Regions from separate parts of the Mus musculus genome. Here all the other regions are linked to region 1. A link is a loop called in an ENCODE intact Hi-C map of the cell type or tissue named here. Cell type or tissue: heart. All regions are shown on one strand.

Evidence for each region. Hi-C counts contacts between places; a loop is a spot of excess contacts. Peaks named below come from ENCODE experiments on the same cell type or tissue, not always from the same donor. Only the 100,000 strongest peaks of a DNase experiment are listed, where the experiment ranks them.
Region 2: it touches region 1 in a loop (3-fold over the local background); 5 of 42 quality-filtered maps call a loop at or near these places.
Region 3: a loop joins it to region 1, with 5 times the contacts of the local background. A loop is called at or near these places in 19 of 42 quality-filtered maps.

The regions. Positions count from the first base shown.
Region 1 is chr4:148,800,494-148,808,493 of GRCm38, forward strand. Casz1 (castor zinc finger 1) reads left to right here and starts at 3,899. Exons shown (of 21, transcript NM_001159344.1): 1 at 3,899-4,021. In heart, CTCF peaks have their summits at 3,674 and 6,523 (motif pointing right); DNase peaks (open chromatin) are centred at 3,798, 5,478, 5,678, 6,038 and 2 weaker places; H3K4me3 peaks cover 4,251 bases; H3K27ac peaks cover 4,514 bases; H3K27me3 peaks cover 653 bases.
Region 2 is chr4:148,874,280-148,882,279 of GRCm38, forward strand. All of the region lies in intron 2 of Casz1 (castor zinc finger 1), which reads left to right. Among named protein-coding and RNA genes, the nearest start is that of Gm42352, 6.7 kb to the left of the region's middle. In heart, CTCF peaks have their summits at 4,105 (motif pointing left) and 7,319 (motif pointing left); DNase peaks (open chromatin) are centred at 4,782, 6,862, 7,262, 7,692 and 1 weaker place; H3K4me3 peaks cover 1,544 bases; H3K27ac peaks cover 7,321 bases.
Region 3 is chr4:148,911,971-148,919,970 of GRCm38, forward strand. All of the region lies in intron 4 of Casz1 (castor zinc finger 1), which reads left to right. Gm15969 (a long non-coding RNA gene) reads right to left here and starts at 5,884. Exons shown (of 3, transcript XR_003955174.1): 1 at 5,809-5,884; 2 at 2,227-2,414; 3 at 1,600-1,648. In heart, no CTCF peak of the experiment used is centred here; a DNase peak (open chromatin) is centred at 3,061; H3K4me3 peaks cover 459 bases; H3K27ac peaks cover 7,095 bases.

The DNA of each region.
Region 1 (8,000 bases):
ACTAGGCGTCTATTGAGTACCTACTGGGACAGCAGCTCCTTGAGACACAACGAACCCCCAAACTAACCCCTACCCGAGGAGAACCTCGAGGCATAGAATAGCCCAGGCAAAATGGGGAACAAAAATATGATATGACTCCCCCCTTTTTATTGACTGCCTGCTGTGTAGAAAATACTTTGTCATAGTTTAGGGGGTTTGTTTGTTATTTAGATTGTGACAGGATGTAAAGGAGCCAGATCTGGCAGTGCACACCCTGACCCTAGAACTTGGGAGGCTGAATCAAAAGGATCTTGAGTTCAAGGCCAGCCTAGGGTAAAAGAGAAATACAGACCAACCAGGGCACATAAACAATTGAAGCACACATGGAGAGACGGCCATGTTCTTCTCGTCCAGTACATCCTCATACCTAGCTTCATCTCCTTCTGATGCTCTTGTTGCCAGTGTAGCTGGTCCTGAGGGACTCAGACTGTCTACCTCAGTCTTGGGGAAGTTGTTCTTTGCATCCCCATCTGTATAATGGGTATTATGTTCATCAGTGTAACTACCTCTTCCTGATGTTGTGTGGGGAGGCTGAGCCAACCCAAGTGCTCCGTGACACATACATAGTAACCATTCCATAAACACGGGCTACTGATGTAAGGTCAGGTTTTGCTTTCAGTCCTTAAGGAGGATTAGGAACCAAAAAACCAGGAGGCGAGCTAAGCTGGGGTATCTTCCAAGGCTTTCCTAATCATAGCAATAGAGGCTGGCTTAAATTTGTTTGTTTCATAATCAATTATTCAGACACAGTATTTGGCTCCTGAGCTCCAGAGATAACGACACTGTCTGCATTCAGTGGGGGCAGTGTGTGTATGGGGGACGTCTCCCTAGAGACTTAGAAATGAGATAGGCTCTCGACTACAAGCATTCCACACAGAGGCAGGAGACTGTCTACCTTTCTCTGCTAAGATACAAGCCTCTAGAGACACCTCCATCCTCCCCCCCCAACCCCCACCCCAGGACCCAGCAAAATGCCAGAGAGTAGAAACCCAGGTAAGATCACTCATCTACCTGGTGTCTCCTAGGCTGTACTAAGTCAATTGTCACTTGTCTGGGCTCTTTCTGGCCATTCTTCCCTAGGGTAGACACTTCAAGACACCTTGATTCCAGTGAGGGCTTATTATAGTCCAAGCACTGTCATAGGTACCCGGGACACCAAGAGCCACCATGTCCCTGTTTGCAGGATGCTTCCACTCCAGCAGGGGCAGCCAGAAAGGAAACAGGAATCAATCAATGTACAAGCAAACTCATTGTATATCCACAAACAGGATAAAGTAACAGAGAAAGGCCAAGAACTATGGCAGGAGGAAATGACAGGACCTGGTGAATGGAAGTCCCCTAGCCATATATATATATATATATTTTTTTTTCCCCTCTGTTGAGTTAGGCGTGGGAAGATGTTGGGGTCCAACAGGAGCCTTCTCTGCCCTTCAGCCTGTCTAAGACGTTAGTCACTCACACGGGCAAGGTTCCCATTGAGGAACCCATTAGGAGAGGGTTGTAGAGCTCCTGAGAACAAAAGTGGAGTGAAGAATAAGTGGGTTAATGAACATTTAGTGGGAGAGATAGGCTTGTGATGTTGAGGGGAAGGTGGAATGGAATATGTGTATGTGGTATGGACAATTCTAGTGGGAAAAGGGGTTGAGCCTAATACTAGGAATGGAGGTGGGTCTGATAATGATGTAGAAAGAAATCTGTCACCATCCCCTTCCTGGCCAGGCCTTGTTCATTGTCTAATTCAGTTCTGTCTCCCACTGTGGAGTGTTGGGCTTAGAAAATACATACTCAGTGAATGAATGAGCAAAGGATTACTCCAAATAAACATAACAAAAGGAAACTAGACAGAGGACAAGAAGGGATGGGGAGAGGACTTGAAGGAAGGAGGGGTACTGGATGTCCCCAGGAACAAGGACAGTTACTGGCACTTACAGATCAATATCTTGGCCCAAGCCCTTTTCCTGCATTAACCTACGTTAGTCTTGCAACGCTCCCAGACAGCAATACTGTTATCAGCCCCATTTCTCTGTTGGGATAACTGAGGTACAGAGGTCAAATGTCTCATTCAAGGTCACCCAGTTGGTGAGTGGCTGGTGGTCTGTCCCTGTAGCTCAAGTTGTTGGCTGCTGCTGCAGTGGTGAGCAGGCCTACTTTGTCACCTCTCGGATGACAGTGACTCAGTTTCTCTCCGTGTGGGCTGGCAGGATTGAGCTTGAGATCTCTGGGGGAGGGGGGCATTGGGGTGGGGAGGGCATGTGTTCTCCTGAGTCACCAGGTTCAAGTATCTCAGAAATACTTGGATGAGTCTGAAGCCTGGGAGCTAAGGATGGGAGATGGAAGGGGAGACGTAGGCCACAGTCTGTTGCGGCTGCAGATGACTTCTGTTAATTCTTGGAATAAGGAGGGAAGAGACCAAGATGAACTGGTGGATTTGGGGTTGTCCAAACCCCCAAATCTGCTCTTCGTGGGCTGTCAAATCTGAGTAGTGAGGTCTGGATTTGTTGTTGTTGTTGTGTATGTTTTTGTTTTGCTCCAGTTTATTTTCCTACAAGTGTGACACAGCTGTCACTTACCATAGCATCTGAGGAGTGTGTGACACCTCACAGCACTGACCCAGAGGTTTTATTTAGGAACTCTACCACCTCAGGGCCAGAGAGCCTCAGACTCTGGTCATTTGCCTCTGGACCAATGAACTTTGAGCTCACAGCAGGGCAGGGAACACATCCCAGCAGGCGACTGTCCTAGCGCTGGCCAGGCAAGACAGTAGGGTCATGAAGCAGAGCAAAAGCTTTCCAGTAGGCCCCAGTCCCCAGCAGGGCTGGGCATTGTGGGCGGCATTTTCTCTGAGCAGAACTCACTGTGTAAAGTGCACCTCGAAGTTGGATTATGCTTTGCACTTTTGCTTATTTATGCAATTAATAATTTGCCTATTACAGCGGTCAGTTTCTAACTCATCTTGCCTGGGGGTCCTTCGCCTTTGATTTTTTTTTTTTTTTTTTTTTGGTCTCACTTCCTGAATTTCCATCCTGAATTCTGCAGTAGGAACAAAATGGGTATCATCGCTGAGTCTATGCTGGGGTGTGGTAGCCTGACTGGGAGAGGAAGGACCAGGTGTTAGGGCCAGAGGACCGGTGACCCGCGTAGACAGCTAAGAGGCCCTGCTAGGGTATTGCAAGGATGCAAAGTGTCCTTCAGGGGAGATGAAAACGGCTGTCACCTCCCATCTCCAGGCCAAGGGATCGTCTCCCCCAAGACACTCTGCTTTCTCCGTGGATCTTTCACTTTGCAGCATTCTCGTTTTAATGCACATGATTTGCCCTCCTCCCACGCATAGAGTAAGGTTGTTCTGCGTGGCCTGTCTTGCTCACTTAAGGATTTATTTCTTGCATAAGGGGCTGAATGAAAACTCCCCTTTGCAGAGAGTAAGAGCAAAGAAAATATCAAACAGGGAAGATTTCATTCGACTCTTCTAACAGTCTGGCTTGCAAAAAAGAGAGCCAATTTTCATTGAAAAAGTGGGAACCAAACTCGGGGTGTCAAAGGGTTCAGAATAGCTGGAAAGTAACGCACCCTTGTCCCTTTCTTCTGTCCCAGTCTCAACTCCATTCAGAGGGTGTAGAAACCTTCCGGAACCGCACAAGGGAGCAGCGCGCTCTGATTCTGCTTCGCTGGCCGATCTCGCCGCGCGCGCACGCGGAGCCCAGCCTTGGCGGTGGGTGGGAAGAATGCTAGAGGGGAAGGTCTGGGGGTGTGAGGGTGGAGCGGAGCCCAGCCCCGCGATCCGGCCCGGGTTTTGCATGCCACCCACTCGCCCGTTCGGCCGCGGAGAATTCCATAATCACAGCGGGCGAGAGCGGAGACTGGGAGCGAAAAATCCGGGATCCGGCAACTTCGGTCGCGCATGCGCGCCCGCGGCGCTCCATCCCAAACACACACACATTTTTCCCCGGACTTGGAAAGTCACCCAAAGCCGCCCCAAGTGCAGGTAAGAGACTCGGCGCTCCTTCCACCGCGGCCCCTTCAAGCCCTCCACCTCTGCGGGCCTATTGGGGCGCCTCCAGGTTTCACCCTTGTCCCGGTGCAGTTCACTACCCCCGGGGTTGCCGCTTGCAGCTGGGAGCGGGCGAACGAGCGAACGACCGAGCCAGCCAGCCTGCGAGCGGCGGCTGCCACCCAACTCCGGCTGTACGGGAGGTAGGGGGCACAGAGGGCTGGCACCCCGGCGCGGGGCGGCGCGGCGCCCGCAGTGACCAGGGGAATGCCCGGCGAGCCGCTCCAGTGGAGGGAGGGCTGCAGCTCCTGGGGGTCACTTACTCCAACTGAGGGGTCGGCGGGGTAGGGGAGAAGAGGGGGAGGTGCCAGGCACGAGTACAGGACTTTGCAACTAGGGTGGGGGCGCTTTCCGCGCAGTGGGCTGGGGGCGCAGGTGCTTGCCAATACTGGGTGATCGTTCCTTCTCCCACGCCCCCTCCTGCTGCAGGGGGGTCGTGAGCTGTCTGGAGGAGAGAAGGAGGCAGGGGTGAGGGGCTCCTGGGGTGACTTTGCAAGACTTTGCCCAAGGGAAGGGGTGGGTGGGGATCTCCTCTAGCCGGCTCTTGTGCCCCGACACCGGGGTGTATGTTCTGCCAGCAGAGGTAGGCAGTGTTCGCGTAGGCGCAGGGTGCCAAGGGGAGCTCCGGGTGGGAAAATGAAGGCAAGAGGGTTCTGGGATCTGGGGAGCGGCGCCCCCTTTTCTATCTGTGCCTGGGAAGTTTATCTCAAGTGCGCCGCTCCAAGCGCGGCAAGTGGCGCTTCTTACTCTTTCCCCCTACCCCCGAGTCCCCCCCCGGGCTCCGGCTCGCAACGCTGGGTACTGGCTCCGACCGCTCTGCTGTCGGCTGAAGCTCGCCCTGGATCTGGGGAAAAGTTCCGGGGGAGTTGTGGCGGCTACTGTGTGCGCGGAGAGAGAAGTTGCGCCCGGGGACTTGGGACGCTGGGTTGGCAGGCCCGATTGCGGGTGGAGCGGTGAGCTCCGGCGCCGGAGGTGGGGGCTCTCTCTAGGGATAGGAGAGGATTGGACGGGGTCTGTGACCCTAGGTGGGCTGAGGAGGACCTCGGGGGTTTAGCGTGTGGAGAGGACATGGGGCTGAAATCGGCTCCTGGCAGAGGACAGGAGCATGTAGGGGCACAGGGGACAGTGAAGGGGAGATGACTGGGCCACCAGGACTCTTGGGTCGACCTTCACTATACAGGAGCGTCAAGTGGTAACTGACGGAGTGGGACTCTGAGGGGTGCGCGGGAATCAGGGGACCCTGCCAGACAGACCCTCAGCCGTGGACCTCCCGGGACAGGGGGCTGAGTCGTGCGCCCGGGGTGAGCCGGCCGGGCGGAGCGGCGGCCGGTTTATTTTTACTCGGTGGCATTTGCAGAATGTGCAGCTGATGACCGTCGGCCGCCAGGAAGTTTTGCTTTCTGTTCTTTCTCTCTCTTTTCGAAGCCAGCGCGACCCGGAGCGGGAGAAGCCGGGGAGCAAGGCCTGGGAGGGGAGGGGGCGGCCTCCTAGGGTGGAGAGATTCGACCAGGGGAGCACTGGGGCTGCGGGCGGGGGTGCCCGGGCGCGGGCGGGCGCTGGGCGGCCGAGAAGCGGTTGAGCGAATGTCTGTCCCCAGCGTTTGGACTCTACTCTGAGAGGGGAACAGGTGTATGCGCCGTCAATCACAGCGGGAGGGACACTTTGGGGGCGTAGATTAAGATCATAATAATAGATTTTTCTCTAGGGGGTGGGCACAGATTCTTCTTCCAAGTCTTCCCCGACCGGGGTCCCCGAGCTGGGGGAGGAGAGGAGTGAGGCCAGGGACCGCTTCTCCCCGCAGACAAGTTTCTCCAGATTCAGCTTCGGCTTGCGAAGCCGGCCTGGGTGCGGCGAGGACCTCCATCCAGTCACGCTGGGAAGGGTGAAGATGTAGATGCCTGGGTGGAAGATGTGTTCCAGCAGGGATAATACCCCTCCTCCGAGCTGGAGCTCCCCTAAACCTGGCAGAATGTTGGGGAGACTGAGCGTGTACGTCGCTTCTCCAAAGGAGTGTGGGGGGCGCGGCCCTCGGTGTGTGTATCTGTCCAGCTAACGCTTAATACAGTCACAGAGGTTGGGGGTGGGATGGGGTAAAGTAGTCTCCGGACAAAGTTGGTAAATTTAGGCCGCCTCCAAGCTGGTATGGGCGCGCGGTGAGAGCGCACAAGGGAACTGGAAAACAGATCGTCTGGTAACGTTGGTGACCACCCCCCCCCCCCCGCCCAGAGCGCGCGCGCGTACACACACACACACACACACACACACACACACACACACACACACACACACACACACACACACACACACACACGCCGCCATGCTAAAGGGAGCTGTCCCGGCTGAGCAGGAGCAGCTGCGCCAGGCGTGGGGCGGGGGATAGTTGGTCCCCCGGGGCTGCGCCCTGACTGCACTCCACGTGCCCGGAGGGGGCGCTGGGCAGATCCGCGCCCAAGCGCAAAGCTCTTAGCTTGAGCCCCAGTGGCGGCCGAGCGGTGCGTCCCGGGCGGTCCTTGCACCCCGCACTGTATCGCGCAATTGGAACCACTTTCACACTTCCCAAACTTTGGCTTTTTGTGCTTCGCCCCTCACTGCAACTCCCAGACCCTTTCCTGGACCGAGAAGGGGAATTTTCTTCCACCTCTGGCAGCGTCCAGCGTCAGTCTTCACGGAACCTAGCGTATCCGAAAGACACCCCCTCACCCCATCTTGTTAGCCACCTTAGAGGCGGTTAACGAGGGTTTATGGGGAATATTGTTGAACTTCAGTAATCAGGTTTCCAGCGATCTTATGCCTCCTGTTTAATTTATTAGACTAGTTATTTATTCTGTTGATGATAATCTGTTGCTGGTTTCTATGGAGATGTTAAACTGATCTCTTTCAGAAATCAAACTCCATATGCACTAAAACGTTTAAAGAGCCAGTGCCTCCCTCTTCCCCTCCGCCTTGCCCTTTTTGTTTTATTTTGTTTTTAGACTTTGCACCTTCGTGTCTTGCTCTGAGTATCAACTCATTTTATTTCCTTCTGACGAAGGAAAGGAGCCCGGGGGACTCCCGCTTCGTGGCAAGTACAGCTTATTATGGCTAACAGAAAGAGAAGGCTTTGATCCCCAAGTTGCGTCACCATTTAAAGCAGGATCATCTCACCACCGAGCCCTCCCCCCCCCCATCATAGAAGAGCAAAATTCTTTCAAGATCAAAGGGGCCAATCTGAAAAAAAAAAAACTATTGTTTAAAAAAATAGGAAAGTCTGTTACATAGGCGCCTCCCCCTTTATATCTGCTCCCCTTGTGCTTAATGATTTTTTTTGAATAAGAAAAACAAAACGCAACCCATCTCTCATTCTTATTAATAGTTTATCTTGCCCCCCCCTTAATTTAAAAAGAAGTTCAAAGTTAGATTTCTCTGCCTGTGGGGGTTGAGGTATATTTACTTTCTTTGAGATCCTGACCATCTGTTTTTGGGAATTTCGCCTCTGGGAAGAAGGAAAAGGTTTTCAGTCAAAGCTAATAGGATACTGCAATTTTCCCTCTTTTGGGAAGTTGTCACCCCAAAATTTTAACTCCTAGCTTTTTTCTTGCTTTTTGAGAGTATTACTGACCTGTGGTTGGTGTTTAAAAGTATATCAACTTTTTCTCCTTCTCAGTTTAGGGTGTGTGTGTGTGTGTGTGTGTGTGTGTGTGTGTGTGGTGGTCATGGTTAGGGGGAGTCAGTGAATTAAGAAAATAAGGCAGAAAAAAAAACCATCTTGATTGGTGACATCCTGAAAAAAAAATGCAAACCTTCTCTAGCTCCAATATTTATCACGCTGACAGATATGATACAAAGCGATTGCATTTCGTAATGATCCTTAGGGACTAAGTTGTAGGTAAAACCATTTAATGCATTTTTAATATTAAAATAAGACCCAGGCTCC
Region 2 (8,000 bases), 74 kb after region 1:
ACGCACACCCTATTGGTGCTTAGCCGCCGTGGGCGCGAGTCAGGTGAGCAGCAGACATTGTAGCAGACCCAACTCACCTCCTTCCCGGCGGGAATGGTGCCAGGGCTATACTCTTCCCGGAAGGCTTCCAAGCACCCCCGCTCGGCATCCTGCTGAGCCTGTTCTCAGGGTGCGGGGGCAGGCCTTTTGGGGGGGAGAGTGTCTGCCCCATGCTGCCCTGGCGCCAGCTCTTCCTCAAGGCCCTGGTGGAGTCGCCTGAGGGAAGCAGCTGGGCTTGGAACAGGGGCTGAGGTACTTCTGGGATGGGAATCAAGAGGGAAGACACCATCTTCCTCCAGCCCTCGTTAGTTAGTTATTTCGTAGTAGCAGACACACAGCCTTGGACCAACCTATGGTGGTGCTCAATGCGTACTTCCTGCTTGTGTTGGGTTTTTTGTAACTTCCAGCCAGACAGAGAGCCCAACACTCAGGGCAAATCCCAAGGACCTCCATGACAGCTCAGCCTTGTGCTCTGATTGTCCAATCTCAAGTTTTCCACCTTTTTGGAAAGTTGGAAGCGTTCTATGGAGGGGGACAGAACAGGAGAAGAGGCCTTCTCTTCGGTTTCCTGAAACAGGGTATTGTTTTCTATGTAGTCCAGACTAACCTCCAACTTGCTTTGTAGCCCAGGCTGGCCTTGAGCCAGTGATTGTCTTGTTACAGCCCAAGTGCTTGGGTATAGGTGTGTACCACTATGCCCAGAAGAGGCCTTGACTCCCAAGATGCCCAAGCTCCAGAGTTGGAGACCAGTCCCCCAAGGTACCAGGCCCCGAGTCTGGTATCCTCTTGTCTCTCTCAGTCCTGGCCCCTGTGTGGGGACAAGGCTACTCTAGGGGAGCTTGCACTGTCTCTTAGCCTTGTCTTTGGAACCACGTGGCACCCAGAATGTTCTTCGCCTTTCCTAGGTCACTTGAACAAGGTATGCCTTTTCCTTCCGACTTCCCCTTGGCCTTTGGGAACAGGAGACTCTTCTGCCCCCCTTCCTTTCCCCCAAGTCCCTAGAGCACAGGAGACAGCAGAAACCCTAGGTCTTTTGGAAAATGGAAGCTTCCCAAAGAAGCTGGTGGGCGGGACCACTTAACTCCCACTTTGTCGACCACATCGGGCAGGGCCAGGGAAGAGGCTTCAGCAGTTATTTACAAGTCTTGAGGAGATTCCGCAGAGTCTCTCTATGTCTTCTGAAGGAGAGGATGCCGTGCCTCGGTTTCCCTGGGTGGTGTACATCAAGGTTCCAAGATGACCTTGAGGTTAAAAAAGAAATAGCCAGTCAGGCGGTGGTGGCGCACGCCTTTAATCCCAGCACTTGGGAGGCAGAGGCAGGCGGATTTCTGAGTTCGAGGCCAGCCTGGTCTACAAAGTGAGTTCCAGGACAGCCAGGGCTACACAGAGAAACCCTGTCTCGAAAAACGAAAGAAAGAAAGAAAGAAAGGAAGGAAGAAAGAAAGAGAGAGAGAGAGGGAGGGAGGGAGGGAGGGAGGGAGGGAGGGAGGGAGGGAGGGAGGGAGGGAGGGAGGGAGGGAGGGAGGAAGGAAGGAAGGAAGGAAGGAAGGAAGGAAGGAAGGAAGGAAGGGCAAGCCATATGAAAGACAAGAGAGGCAGGGCTTGGTGACTGAGAGGGCCCAGAGGGCCCACCTCTACCTCCTAAGAGAAGCCTGCTTTCACTTCCTTTCACCAAGGCTCAAGGTTGGCTGGGCTGAGGCCACATGGTGATTCCACTGGAGAGACGTATAGACGGATGTATAGACGATGGAGCCCACACTCCCCACATTTGCCAGTGAGCACCTAAGGCCTAAGGTACAGTCTAGCAAGGGAGATGAACCAGTGCAGTGCGGCAGGAGGTCAGGGACAGACAGACAAAGGAGGACCAGAGCCACAAGGACCCTCCACCTCATCTAGCCCAGCACGGGGTCTCGTGATGAGGGGGATGCGCTGGCAGGTAGCCAGTTGCCCTGTTTCTCCTTGATGCCTGCGTGGCATGCGTGCGTCCTGGTTTCAAGCTCCCTGAGAGCCGGGAATGGAGGGGACCCTATGAAAATGATGATATGTGACAATCAGTCACAGCAATTAGTGTTTTGGTTAACAGGCCTTTTTTGTTTTCTCTCACCCAGACAGAATGTCACAAATAAATCCTCTCCTGCATTTGCATATTAATTGGATCGGAGACGTCAAGCATCTTTCATTAAAGAAAATGATCTGCATATTTGGAGACATAAAATAGTTATTTTGATGGGTTTTTTTTCCTAAGATCAGGGGGTGGGGGAGGTAGGTGATAGGAGTTCTAGCATGAGGTAGAGCAAAAGCAGAGCCAGCCCCTCTGTCTAGTTAACCCTCTGCAGTCTGGACTCCATGGGCCAAGGTTGAACAGAAAGATAATTAGTCCGTAAATAAATCAAGGCTCCGAGGGGCCCCTGGGCCCAGCTTGGCTGTTAGGCAGAAGGTCCCCTCACTAGAGTTATGAGTGAAGAGATAGGCTTGGTGCTTAGTCTGGTTCTTAAACCCCTCCCTTGGGAGCGAGTAGCTGGTCTGTCCAGGGTATCCTGAGACAGTGGGCATGAGGGCGTGGCCAGGTGTCTGCCTTGTAGCCTGTCTAGCTGAGTCTCCAATCTCCTTGGGACACTGGTCAAGCCCTGTGTCTTCTTCCCCCATAACTCACCCATCCGTGCCCCTCTCTCCATGTGCTGTGACCTTCTACTTCCTGTGTCCTTCCCATTCTTTGCCAACTGTCCTTCTGCTCCTCTACCCGCATGGGACAGTTTCTAGAAGCAGCAGAAGCACTACTTAGAGTCATTATCACTGAACTCGAAATAACCCATAAAGCTACAGGGCCCATATTAGGGCATGAGTCCCCGGGAAAGCAGAGGGAATGGACAGTTTTTTGATAGGCGACTGTGACTGCCCGTGTCATTCTCGTGTCCCCTTCCTGCCTCCTGAAGCCATTTGTGCAGGTGGGCAGCAGGATGGCCTCCCTGAGACAGCTCTGGGCTCTCCCAGGTGAGCTCTTCTGTCCGCCAGCCCCAGGTGCACTCCCTTATCAGATACTAGTCAGGAAGAGGTTGAGGCGCCCGTGACAGTGATGGTTGCTGTCACTTTCTGCACACTGAATTTGTGCACCAACTTTGCTTAGGGCCCTGCACTCGTTGTCTCCCGTCTCCATAGCCCTCTGAGACAGGTCCTCTCTCACTTTACAGATAAGGAAACTCGACCTCAGAGAGTTTAGATAACACGCCTCGAGGTGCCCATCAGAGCTCAGAACTTACAGCCAGAGTGGGGCTCTCTTTGGCCAGGTTGTGATGTAGTGGGGACCTGTGGTAGCATAGCTCCTGGTCTGACCCTAGCCTGTTACTTAGGCATGAAGCTATTCTGTGAGAGAGTCCAGAGGGTTACAGTGACTTTCTGCATGAGTGGCCTCTTCACCCCATTGAGGAGACAAGAGCTGCCATCCCCCTGGAGATTAGAATTGGCTCTTCTATGAGTATCTTCTATGGGCTTTAAAAAAAAATGCCAGAGATGGTGTCTTCCACTCATACAATTTATATACAGTTTTGCTTAGAATTTTGAAGTGTGCATCATGGCCATTTTCACATGCCTCAATCAGAACACACACACACACACACACACACACACACACACACACACACACACACGCGTGCGCGCGCGCACACACACACACACAATGGACCAGCCTCCTCTTATGCCCTAGGTACATGGAGATCTGGATGTCCCACAGAAACCTGTAGTATGGTACTGCCTTTCCAGTACCCGGACTCTAAGATGGCCTCCTCCCTGCTCACCAATGCTAACTGCAGGGGATTGTAGTTGAGCCAGACACCACTCCCTGAGGGTCAGGGCTCTAGAAGGTCTTCTGAGCCAGGGGATGGGGGCGATTGTACCCCAAAACTCCTTAACAGCTGTTAAACTGTGCCCCATCTTGTTCCTTGGTTGTCCTCTGGCCCTCCATGACTTCCGGTTGTACCTTCTTTTGGTAGGGGAAGAACAAAAGCAGGGGTCATGTGTCCCTCACATTTGGGGATGCTGGATCAGGAGCCTGAGGTGCCCTCTAGAGGAGCAAGAGGACAGGCAGGGTATTTTCTGGAGTCTGGGGGAGTCCTGGAGCAGCTGTTTCTGTTGCATGCCAAGAAGCCAAGTTGGTTTAATATGGTTGTAGCTGCTAGTTTGATAAATCAAAATAATTAAAAATAATAAATTTGATTCTTCACCCAGCAAGCTGTGTGTGGGCGCAAGACCTGAGCTCTTGAGCTAGGACTGGGGAGGTGGGAGAGGACCCTGGGGCACAGGGACCAGAATCATAACCGAGGAGGTGGGCAGAGCCTGACCCAGGGGGTCAGCTCTCAGGACTGATTAAGGGAGAAACGTCTCTCATGGTAAGAGAGTCAGCCAGACAGGCCAGAGCCCCTGCTGACTTTGCCCCCGGCTGTGTGGAACTGGGCCAACCTTGGTTTCTTCATCTGTCAAATGGCGTGATAGGCCTATCGGCCTGTGGGGCTGTGTCAGGAGTCAGGGCTTTGCCCAGTGAATGAGAGCATATGCTGAACAGTCAGGTCCCACAGGGACATAGCCCTCATCCTCCCTGCGCTAAAGCGGCTTCAGTATCCTCTCTTGTCCCCTCTTCGCAGTTTTGGCTACAAGCACAAAATCCCAGGTCACAGGGCTTGGGCTGCTAAACAGGCACACAGCTTCCAGGGACTCTTCCTCCCCCGGTCAGCTGTTGTCCTCACACGGGATTGTTCTGTTTACAAGGACATCCCCTAGTTCAGGGCGTTTTCCAATGACAGTATTCCACTGGTTACAGTATGGTGCCAGGAAGCGGTGTGCCACACCCTGGGGCCAGCCCTGGGTTCGAGGTGCCGGCAGCTCTACTGGGGAGAAGCAGGATCTAAAAAGGGTTTGGGTCTGTCCCCTGTCTCCCCACCCCCACCTCCATCCTCAGGAGCCGCATTTGGTGTCAGAGCAGCTGGAAATCTGAACTGAGTGGAGCGGGTGGGGACAGGGAGGGACAGGGTGTCTGTCTCTTTAAATGCACTTTGTGTCAGTGTGATAAGGAATTTGATGGCTTTATCAGAAATACCAAAGCTTTATTTAGCAGGGCGAGGCTCACACCACTCAGCTCCACACAATCTGCTGATAAATAGCAAAAAAAGGAGGAGGGGGCGTGGACAATAGCTCACCAACACCCCGGCTCAGCAACCAAGGAAAGAGGGGGAAAAGAGAAAGGCCCAGAGGCAAAGTTGGGAGTTTGGGGGGAGTCAGGGAACCCACTAGGCAGGGGAGGGGAACAGAGAAAACTACAGTGGAGTTCTGTGAAGTGCTGATGGGCAGTTGTTCATCTGTTCTCCAGGAGAGACCCTCATGGACGTCTCTGTTACTAGATGAAATTACTGTGGTTCCAGAAAAAAAAAGGATTTATTACAGGTTCACAGCCTTCCCCACTGCCATTCAGATAGGACTACCCAATTCTCTGCCAGCCCAGCCTATCTATCATCCATGCCATGCAGATCTGCCCTCGGGACCTACTGGCCCAACTGGTGAAGGCTCAGGGCCAGTCTCTGGAGAAGCAGAAAGGCTATGGCATGGCCCTGCCTACTTGTGGCGTTCTAGAACATTCTCCTTTTTCTTCTTCTTCTCCTTCTCTTCCTTCTCCTTTTCCTTTTCCTTCTCCTCCTCCTCCTCCTCCTCCCTCCTCCTCCTTCTTCTCTTCTTCCTCCTCTTCCTCCTCCTCCTTCTGAGACAGGGTCGCCCTATGTAGCCCTGGCTGTCCTAGATAGAACTCACTCTGTAGACCAGACTGGCCTTGAACTCATAGAGATCTATCCGCCTGCCTCTGTCTCCTGAGTGGGATTAAAGGTGTGCACCCCTCCTGGCCTCAGAACCTTTTTGACATCTGTGTCACGTAGGACATGTAGTTCTTAGACAACCCCTCCTTCCTGGCTGTGCTGGATTCTTCCTGTCTTCAGTGGCATCTCTATTCCTTCTTCCTCAGCCTCTTTCTTCACAAGCATATAACCGGTTTCCCGCCCCTGCCTGGGAACCCTTGCCACCGGTCAGCTTGGTGGCCAGCATGAGGCTCACAGATGGTGTACCCCTGGATGCCCGCTTGGCTGTGTCCACACTCCTCCCTCTGCCCCCATGAAGGTTTTGATGAACACAAAGCAAGTTTAATTTGTGGCCCCCACCCACATCTATCTGTCCCCTCATAGGTTTTGCCTTTCCTAACCGTTTGTGTAACTTCCTGTGCGTACAGAGGCAGGTTTGAGCACTCCATACCCAGCCATGAGCCACATGGAAAGGGAATGAGGAGTGTGGAGAGAGGAGGAGGCCCTGTCTACATTCTCTCATGATACCCCAATCCAAGAGAACCAAAAGCCTGAATCCAGGTCCCAGGTCCTGCCTACTCTGGGTTCAAGGCTACTTCTGCTTATCATAGGCAGTTGGTCGCCTCGTAGTGACCACCAGAGTTGGAGGGAGAGAAGTCTCTACCTCATAGGGCCTCCAAATGTGACAGATGACCCAGGCTTTCTAGACCTTTCCAACAGGATGGCCAAAGGCTGCCTTAGGGGCAGTTAAATGAACCTTCGATGGGGTTGGCTGGAGACAGCAGTGGACTGACTTTAGCACCTCTCCCCAGAGCCACGGTGGAGCCTAGCGAGGCCTGAGATCCCTTCTAGGAAGCTGACCACTGGGAGCCTTAGCAAGGCTGGGCCAATAGGCTGAGGGCCAGCAGGGTCGCCTTACAGGGATCCCTAGGCTTTGAATGGTAGAGCAATGGGATTAGCTGGCCGGCTTGGGTAGGGGAAGTTCTGGGCGGAGAAACAGGGGGCTTGGGGGAGGGGGAGGCTGGCCAGGGCAGAGGCTGGAGGAAGCTGCCCAAAGGCCGAGGCCCAGACAGACAGGAGGCATAAATGGAAGTGACAGGGTCAGGCCAGACCTTTGTCCTGCAGTCTGATTAGAAAGCCTGCCCTGGATTTCTGAAACTTTGGGATGTTGTCGGACAAACTGGAGCTTAATTCTGTCAGAGCGCTGGGGAGATTAGAATTGACATCCTGGGAGCACATTCCTGGCTGGGCAGAAATCCAGCCCCCGCTGGGAAAAACCTGTGAAAGCAAGGCCGGCCTATGGTGGCGGCAGGGGTGCTGTCAGCACCGGTGGCCACTCCAGCTTTGGGGCTTGGAGCCAGGAGTCTCTGGAAGGCCGGTCTATTTAGGCAGGATGCGTGGAAAGAAAGGAGTCTTAGCCAAGCCACTCCTGACACCGATCCCGTCCCCTGGTGGCACCGCCCGGAGTAGAACTCTGACGTTTAAGTCTCTAAAATGGGCCAAGTCTTCTTTCCAAACCCCCAGAGCTTCGCCTTCCTTCAACGTTACCTTGGGATGGCAAGAAGGATGCTTCCTGCGGAGCTGTAACAGCCATGGCCAGGAGGATGGCAGCAATAAGTTGTCTGGCTGAGTTCCCCTGGGGAGGGTGGTCGGCCGGCAGTGCCCATCACAAGAAGCCGAAGCCAAGGGTTCGAAAGGCCTCTGCCACTGTACCAACTAGGCCTCTTCCACCACCAGCCCCGTTAGCCTCAATAAACCAGGATGTGTCTTTCAAGATACATCCACCCTTTCCTCCAAGCTCCCAGGAAACATCTGCCAGTCTACTCAAGCAGAGAGCGACAGGCAAGGACCTATACCAGGAGTCACCTCTCACCTTCCCACCAAGAGATGGGTCTGGAGGACAGGGCTGGTAGCACACACCATAGCCCCAAGTCAGGCTGCTCCCAGTACCACTCCCCACTTCCTTCCTGACTCTAATGACTTTTAAATATTGGTAAATATTTTGGCTAAAGCAGGCTCTCTCGTGGCAGAGAGCAAAGCCGTGTGCAGTTCAGGACCTACAAATTATTTATTAAAGATCTGAGATGCGGTGCAATTATGTGGAAAGAACCCAAAAAATTAAATAAATAA
Region 3 (8,000 bases), 110 kb after region 1:
GTGTGGGTTTGAGAGAACCTGAGTGCTTTGCCGGATTTGACCAAATTATGAATTAGGAGGTGGGGAGCATCGCAGTGTTCTTAGGGAGACTGGAGGGTACTTGGGGCATAACCACCCTGGCACTACAGATATCTACCCTGCCCAAGAGGGAGAAGTTACAAAGCAGTAGGGATGGGCATTCCTAAACAACCCAGAAAGGAGGGGGTCTGAGAGGGAACCAAGCCAGAACCACAGTCGGTGTGCTTGGATAAGGGTAGATGAGATAGATGTGCTGTAGCCATTGATGGTCACGCTGGCAGCAGTGAAGTTCAGGCCTTCCTTGACTGACTTTCTCTAGGCTCTGGGTGGAGGCAGCAGGTGGGATAGTCTGGAGGGCAGGCGATGGATGACCAGGCTCTTCCAAGCCAAGCGTGCCAGCTCCTGCCAGTGGGGTCATGACCCTCTTGATAAGAAGGGTCATCCTGGGACTCCTTGCAAGTCTACAGATGGCGGCAGAAGGAGCTCCCGGGAACCCGAGGCAGGGCTAAGAGCCCCTGAGAAGAAGCCTGGATGTTTTCAGTTTCCAGGTCCCTTGGGGGCCCAGGGGCAGATTGAGACAGGCTCCTTGCAGGGGAGGTGTTAACAAACAGCAGGTGATTAAACATGACAAGCGGTGACATTTCTGTTCAGGGTTCTCAGTCCCAGCAAAGCCAAGAATGAAGCTATAAACCCTGACATTTTGTGTTATGCACTGAGAGGATTTTAATAGACCTCGTTCCCTCTTCTCCAGTCCTCCTCTTCTCTCCCTCTTCACCACCCCCATCACATCCAGTGTCCCACAGAGCACCCCTCCATTCCATTTTGCCTGACTTTCAGGAGCCATCTGGGCTGTATGGGTCTCTGTACCTGCAGGTCCTGGCCAGATGCCCCCCTCCCCACACCTTCTTGGTTTTGATCTTTCCTGTTGTCCCTCTTCAAACCCCCCTTGCCTCCCTCCACCGTCCACTTTCTCACCTCCTTTTTTTGGGTCCTGATCTCACAGCCTGTCCCTTAGCTGCGGCTGTCCCAGTTGTCAGGGACAGCAGGTGGCTGTCCTTGTGCTCTTTGTGCTCATAACATTTCCAGACAGACTTGAGAGCGGGTGTAGGGAGTTTGTGGGGCTTGGTATGGGCTCTCCCCCATCTTTCTTTTTTAATCTCCTTTTCTCCTTTTTGGGACAAGGACAAGGCAGAGGGAGAAAATTGCTCTACGCTGCAAACAGTTGCTGGGTTTATTCAGAAAGGACTGACCAGCAACAGTTGTTCCTCTTACAGAGAAATGCAGGAACAACTGGGGCCTTCTTTGTTCTCTGGGCAGAGTCCTGTGAAGGGCATTTGGAGGTGAGCCTGGGGCTAAAGAGGGCAAGACACTCACAGTGTCAATTGAGTCCCACCCAGGGAGTCCCCACCCCAGCAAGCAGGAAAGGTTTTTAGAGCTAGGCAGGGTCTGGTTAAGAAGTCAGGCCACACCCTGGGTCCTCCGCTCAGCCCTAGTCAACGCAAGAAGCTCTTAGCGGTCTGTGTTCATTTCAGTAAATATTTATTGGACAGACACTGTGCTGAACAGTAGTTCCGTCCTGTAGATCTCTTGGTCAAATGAGGTGGATGGAGGAGTTGTTACTGTAGAGGGCCTACAAACAAGAACAGGGGTCAGAGATGAGGACCAGAGGAGGGGATGATCTAGAGGGCGTCTCACAAATGATATGGTCACTAGGGCCCCTGAAGGATGCCTAGGAGAAGGGAGGCCAGGCCTAGGATTGAGGTTGGACCCTCTGCGTAGCGGTCAGTGTTCTGGAGGCCTGGGGTATACTGTGTAGCCTCACGGTACTACCTGGCATGGAGGAGAGTTTGAGCTGTGTCATCCCACAGTAGGTGTCTCTAGGACTCAGAACCTATTTTCTTATCTACCCTTCCACCTCTGCCCAGCTGGGCCAGGCACGATGGTCTGGGTAAAGTGGGAATGAAGCTCACCCCAGTTCAGTGGACAGAGAGCCGCAAGAAGTGGGCGGATGCCCATAGACTGTGGCTGTGCAGCCTCTTCTGTCTCTGTCCTTGGGGTGATGAGTCACAGGTAAGGAGGTAAGAGAGACATACAGGCTCGTGTGATGGGCCCAGTGCAGGAAGCAAAGGAACCAGGGCAGCCTTGTGTCACCTTCCTTGCCTGTCACTCAGCAGGATCAGGTAACCTCCAGGAGCCCCCTGAACTCACTCATGTTGCTGCTTCTCTCTCGGTGGTTGGGAAGCGGCGCACAGTGTGTCCTTGTTAGCCTACAGGCTTCCCAAGAGACTTCAGATGGTCCTCTAGGATCCTGAGGGCCAGGTTGAGCAGTGCCAATAGGGACTCAAGATGCATCTGAGAAGCTCGGAGAAGCATCTGAGAAGGAGGGTTGTTTGGACCTGTGTGGATTAGAGGAGGACCAGAGGGGAGCAGATGGGGGGGGGGGTCCTAAGATGCAGGCTCCAAGTTCAGCCGCTCATCCATCAGGAGCTGGCCTCACATCCTGGTGTTAGACGGCCACAGCCACACCAGTAGCCAAGGGCGAACTCTAGGGCCTGTTGTCTGGAAGGGTCTCACACAACCCACGGGGCACCTTTTTCTTTACTGGTTTGCCTCTGCCCAGGAGCTGTGCTGGCACACTGTCCCAGTGTCACATTGGTTCTCTAAAGGAGATCAGGCTGGTTTGCCACCCCAAGAAGAGCTAGGGGGTACAAGGCAGACTTCATACATCACTGACTCCTTTTCCCCACCCCACCCTGCCATTCTGACAGGCTTACTCCAGGTCCGCCTTGACACCAGCCCGTTTGCTCACTTCCCAGAGTCTAGCTGGAACTGTGTAGACCCCCTGAACTGTCATCACTTGACAACTTGGCTGGGGGTCATGGTAGTGAGAGGAGGGGAGAGGAGTCCTGGAGCCCAGGCTTGGCCTACTGCCCCCGAAGGTCCAGAGCCAGGTTTTATTATAATCCCCACATCCTGTTGCAGATCCTTAATCAGCTGGATCCCAGGTTGGGCTGGACCCTGTGGTGTCACTCAGGGCTGTAGCATAGAAAACCTGAAGTGGAGTTTCAGGAGCTGGGGTTGGGGTTATGAGGATAAGGCAGGTGGCAGGGAGGAGAAGGGAGCCGGCCAGCCGAGCACAGGATGTGGACAGAGCCCAGACCCACCACCCACCAACCAGGCTGGGGGAGGAGAAGCAGCTGCTGCAAACTGGGAACTGGCTGGGAGGTGGGGGGGTGGGGGTGGGGGCAAGACACCGCTAGTCTGTGGGGGCTGCCGTGCTGCCTTGTGCCACGGAGACAGCTGGCCCTACAGTCGCTCTGGCAGTGGGCAGTAGCCCTAGCCAGGAGTTGGTAGAGGGAACCCTGGGTGATGTTGGTTCCAGTGTCTATACGGACAGGCTAAACTCCAAGAGTTGGAGTGTTCTTGCTCTGCCAAGAGCTCCTTGGAGGGCAGAGGGCCCAGAGTTAGGAGTCTGGGTAGCCAGGGCCTGAAGCTCTGTTGAGAGGCAGCTGGTAAGGGGAGAACCCTGGGATCAGCTGTTTCTTTCCATAGAGGCAAACCTCCACGTCTACCTGGCCTCTAGTTCAGCCTAGCCCCAATGCCTCCACATGAAGTCTGGGGACGATCTAGGGGACAGTGAGGACACCCCACCTGAACCCTCAGTCTACGGTGTCATGGTAGAAAGGATGAGGGGACATGCAGAAGGCAGCCATAGCCGGAGAATGGAAGGCAGAGTGGGCTGTCTGGCGGCGGGTGGGCAGACGGGTGTCTGTCCTGCCAGGGGCCCGGGCTGGCTCTGTCGACAGCCTCTTTTCTATATGGAAATGAAGAATTTAGGCTAATGGAGCTCAACCATCTCTAATTTTGCGATGGCAGGAGGATTTTGATTGAAAGTAATTAAGCAAGCTAGCTGTAAAATTAATTAAAGCAAAAGGGGGGGATTTTTTATTGGATTGGATAGCGATATAGCGTCTGTCAGGCGGGGGACGGATGGGGGTGACCTGAATCCTCTGCCCTCCCCCCTCCCACTCGGGACGTTTATGTCACTTTAATCTCCTTACAGCGGCTGCTGTGCATTTGTTTGAAATAATCAAGGAAATATGGTCAGAAATTGTCAGCTTTCAGATCTAATTTACCTGACGGCCCCTGCGCAAGCCAGCGAGGCCTGGGGAGTGAGCAGGCGTGAGCGGTGGGGGAGCCGAGTGGGCTCCAAACACACTGGGCTCCTCAGCCCACACCCCGGGGCCCAGGCACCCTCCAAGGGGGAGGGAGGGTACTCCTAGGTGGGGCGGGGTGAGGCGGGGGGCGGGGGCTCCTTTCTGGAACAGGCACCCCCCCACACCCACCTGCTGCCTCATCCCCACACTAACCAGCTTTAGGGTTTAGGGAATATAGGATTAGGGAGGGGTGATTGTAATTCCTTATTCCAGATGGCTGACAACTGCTAAACCCATCCACCAGGGCCACGGTTTTAAAAATACTCCTAAATTAGTCCCCTCATGTCCTCCTCACTGTCGGTAAAGGGATTGAGGCAGTAGGCCACAGAGATGGTGAGGAGGTGCTGCCGACTGTCACAAGCTGCCTCCTCACCTCTTCTGGGGCTATGCCTATGACCCAGGCTCTGTCTGTCCCAGGCCCTTTTCCTGATTCCTAGATAGTTCTTGCCCTACTTCCCTTCCACAGCACAGCCAGCCCCAAAGGATTGTGGGAACACAGTCCCGGCAACAGGAAGGCCCCTTCCACAGTCTCGTCATTGTCAGTGGATAAACCAGGACAGAGCCCTTGTAGATCTAGGGTGCTGGACTTCCTACCCTGTACCCTGTACCCCAGAAGTTCTGCTTAGAGCTGTTGCAGTTCTTGGAGGGGTGGAAGAGTGTGAGACCTGATACTCCCAGCAGGGAACTTCTGCGGGGACCAAGGAGAGACTCAGGGACAGTTAGTGTCCAAGGTTGTGGAAGGTCCCTTAAGCAGAAGGGGGCCTGGTATCTTCTGGGCAAGAGAGAAATTGGGTCCCTTGCTCTGTCTGATCCTGGGCAGAGACTGACCCTGGCTTTCAGCAAAATCCCCTTAGGCCTTGGCCTTGTAGTTCTGAAGTTTGGTGCAGATCTAAAAAGCCTCCATCTTGGTAGCTATTCTCTAGTGTGGGAGGGCACATGGCTTCCCTCCATCAGAGATCTCCTTGTCCAGCTGACACTCCATGCCTGTGCCCCTGGGGGCAGACAGCAGGTTGAGGGTTCTAGAAACAGTTCTAGCTTGTCCACTGTAGAGCATACTCAATAGAAGGGCTCTTCCCCGCCTGCCTTCCTTGGTGCTACCCAGACACTCTCTGCCTTGTCCCCTACCAGTGTTCCCCTACCCTGGAGGTGCCACACACCCCCACGCCCCCAGCACAGCTCTGGGGCAGGGTGACTCAGGATGCGTCCACCAGCAGTAAGGGAGTGTGAGCACCTTGCCAGCCAATGGAGGGCAGCAGCTGAGGGCTGGGGGACCATCACCTGCCCTCTTTGAGCTCTGTCTGCTCCAGCCTCTGCTCTCCCCCTTATGAGTTACTGGGAGTGGGGAAGGGTTGGGGAACGAAGGCCCAGGGAGCTCTACCCAAAAAGAGGGAGAGAAAAGCTGTTGGCTTAGAACCTGACATCTAAGTGGCACTGAGATCTTTGAAGCCCCACCATCCCCTTCTGCCTGTGCCCAGACACAGAGCCCTTGCCTTTTGGGTCCTTCAGCTTCCGTGGACCCAGAGCTCGGGAAATAGGAGGTTAGAAAGAGTCTGGCGTCAGCTTCGCCTCTTACCTGTGCAGATGGCTCATAGCTATGCCTGCTACACTCGACCTTTTGATGTGGAAGGACCAGCCCAGGGACCTGTAGCAGAGACCAGAAGGGCCTCTGGCCTTAGGGTGGGACTTATTTCTGAGCTTAATGATGCCCTGGAGCTGCTGATGGCAGGCACCCAGGTAGAGGGAGGCTCTTGGGGAAGGCCTAGTCAGGCTGGTGCTCTGAGGAGATGGGAAAGCCCAGGAGGTGGGGGGGGGGTGTCTTTTTCTCAAGGAGGGGAGAGGGGCCTCTTTACGGTCTCCTGGCATCCTGGAGACCACTCTCTGCCTATGTGTGAATGGGGATGCTGTACTCAAAATCTACTTTTAGGATCAATTTGCTGCGGTGAAGAGAGAATTTGGGCTCTGCAGTGGCTCTCCTTGAAGAAGAAGGGCAGTGGTGGGCAGTGTCAGACAGGCCGCAGGATAAGCTGTGGGGGCTGGGCTGGGAAGATCGGGGAATAGGCTGGGGTGGGCACACGAGTGGAGAGGGCACAGGAAGTATGGAGAAGGGAAACAGGAGGAAGCTTAGGTTTAGAAGTCAGGCAGGGGCCAGCTCAGCAGTACTAGGATGCCTGCCACCTGGCCAGCTTGGATCCCAGCTTCCTCCTGTCTGGCTGGCCCCTCAGGCTTTGAGGTGCTGGCCTCATCTCCCTAGTGCCTTTACCTGGCTGGGCTCGCTGCTCTTCCCTACAGCCACGGATGGATCTGAGCTTCCTGTGTGGAAGAACTTGTGCTCAGGAGCCAAGGCGAGGAGAAGGATGAGGAGAGGCCCTGCTAGCCCCAGGATGCTCTGGTTTTCTTGAGCTCCCTGCGGATCTTGGGCACAAATCTTCACAGTGGGGGGTCTCCCTGAGCTAGCTTTCTGGGTTCTTGCTTGCTTTAGGTGGAGCTTGGTACAAGTTAAGATAGGATAGCTGGTCTCCTTCCCCCAGAGCAGTCTAAGGAAGGCTCTCACCCCCCCCCCCACGAGTCCTTATGCATACGTTCAGGAGAGTTCTCCCGGTGTCCTGCCACTGGAGCTAGGGATAGAGTAAGAGGGTACCTGCCTGACTGGGTAAAAGTGGCAGGGGTCCAGTTCCAGGAATCATTAACTCCAGGGTCTCCTAGTGCCAGGTCCCTGCTGGAGTTGGCTAGATATGACCAGGCATTGGGCTCCCGGAAGTGCCTGGGGCCAGGCGGGGGCCAGTCCACCAACCCTGCTGGCCTTACACTCAGGCAGAACTCACCCTCCCTCCAGCTGTCTGCTGTCACACTTTCTTCTTTATACCCTTTGTGATACAACTAGACCGTCATCCTATCCAGTCTGGCCTCAGTTTCTCAAGTCTCCCTGGCTCAACCCTGGCCGGTCCTTCGTCCCCCCTGGCTTCTCATTTTGCTGCCAGCGCAGGGCACTGAAAAACTGCTGGCACTGCCAAAAACCCTGTGTGCGCTATGACTCCCCAAACATCCCTTTATTTTTATTGTTCTGTTAATTACTGTTTAAACTTTAATAAGTCACTTCGTCAGGAGGGGGGACCTGCCGTGAGCTTTTCTGTGCAAACACGGGCCGGGAGTGACTCGGGTGTAATATAACCCTTTATGTGATGTGGGGATGTTTAGATTGTAACAGAAACTTGTTATTTTAATGACAGTTGGGGGGATCTGAGCACAGAAAAGGAGAGAGATGGGCGCTCCCCTCCAATTCCCACCAAGGGCTTCGAGTGGCAAGGCCTCTCTAGGGCAGCTCACTCTCTGCCACGGCAGAGGGTCCAGAGAGCAATGAAGCCCTCTTGGACAATCCACTGGGCAGCTACTGATGGAGCTGGGCAGGCAGACTTCTGGAGATGCCTTCAGAGGGAGCCTGGCTCTCTGGGGTGGGAGGGTCTGGGCAGGTGAGGCAGAAAGAAAAAGCCCAGTCTCCACAGATTGGGTATAGGAGACCATGGCAGTTGCTGGATCTTTGGGCAGAGGCTGACAGGGCCATGCAAGGTTGGATTCTGTACCTACTTTCCTCCAAGGCTGCAGAGAAGGGGGTCCTTCACTCTGTAGTTAGCGTTGAGCATAATAGAAGTGACACCGTGTGCTCCTCTGCCCCAGACAGTCATCCCTGAAGCACACTCTATTACAGACGTAAACAATGGGACCCAGGACAGAGGAGACATGCTTGAAGTGTCAACTGTTTAAGAGGAG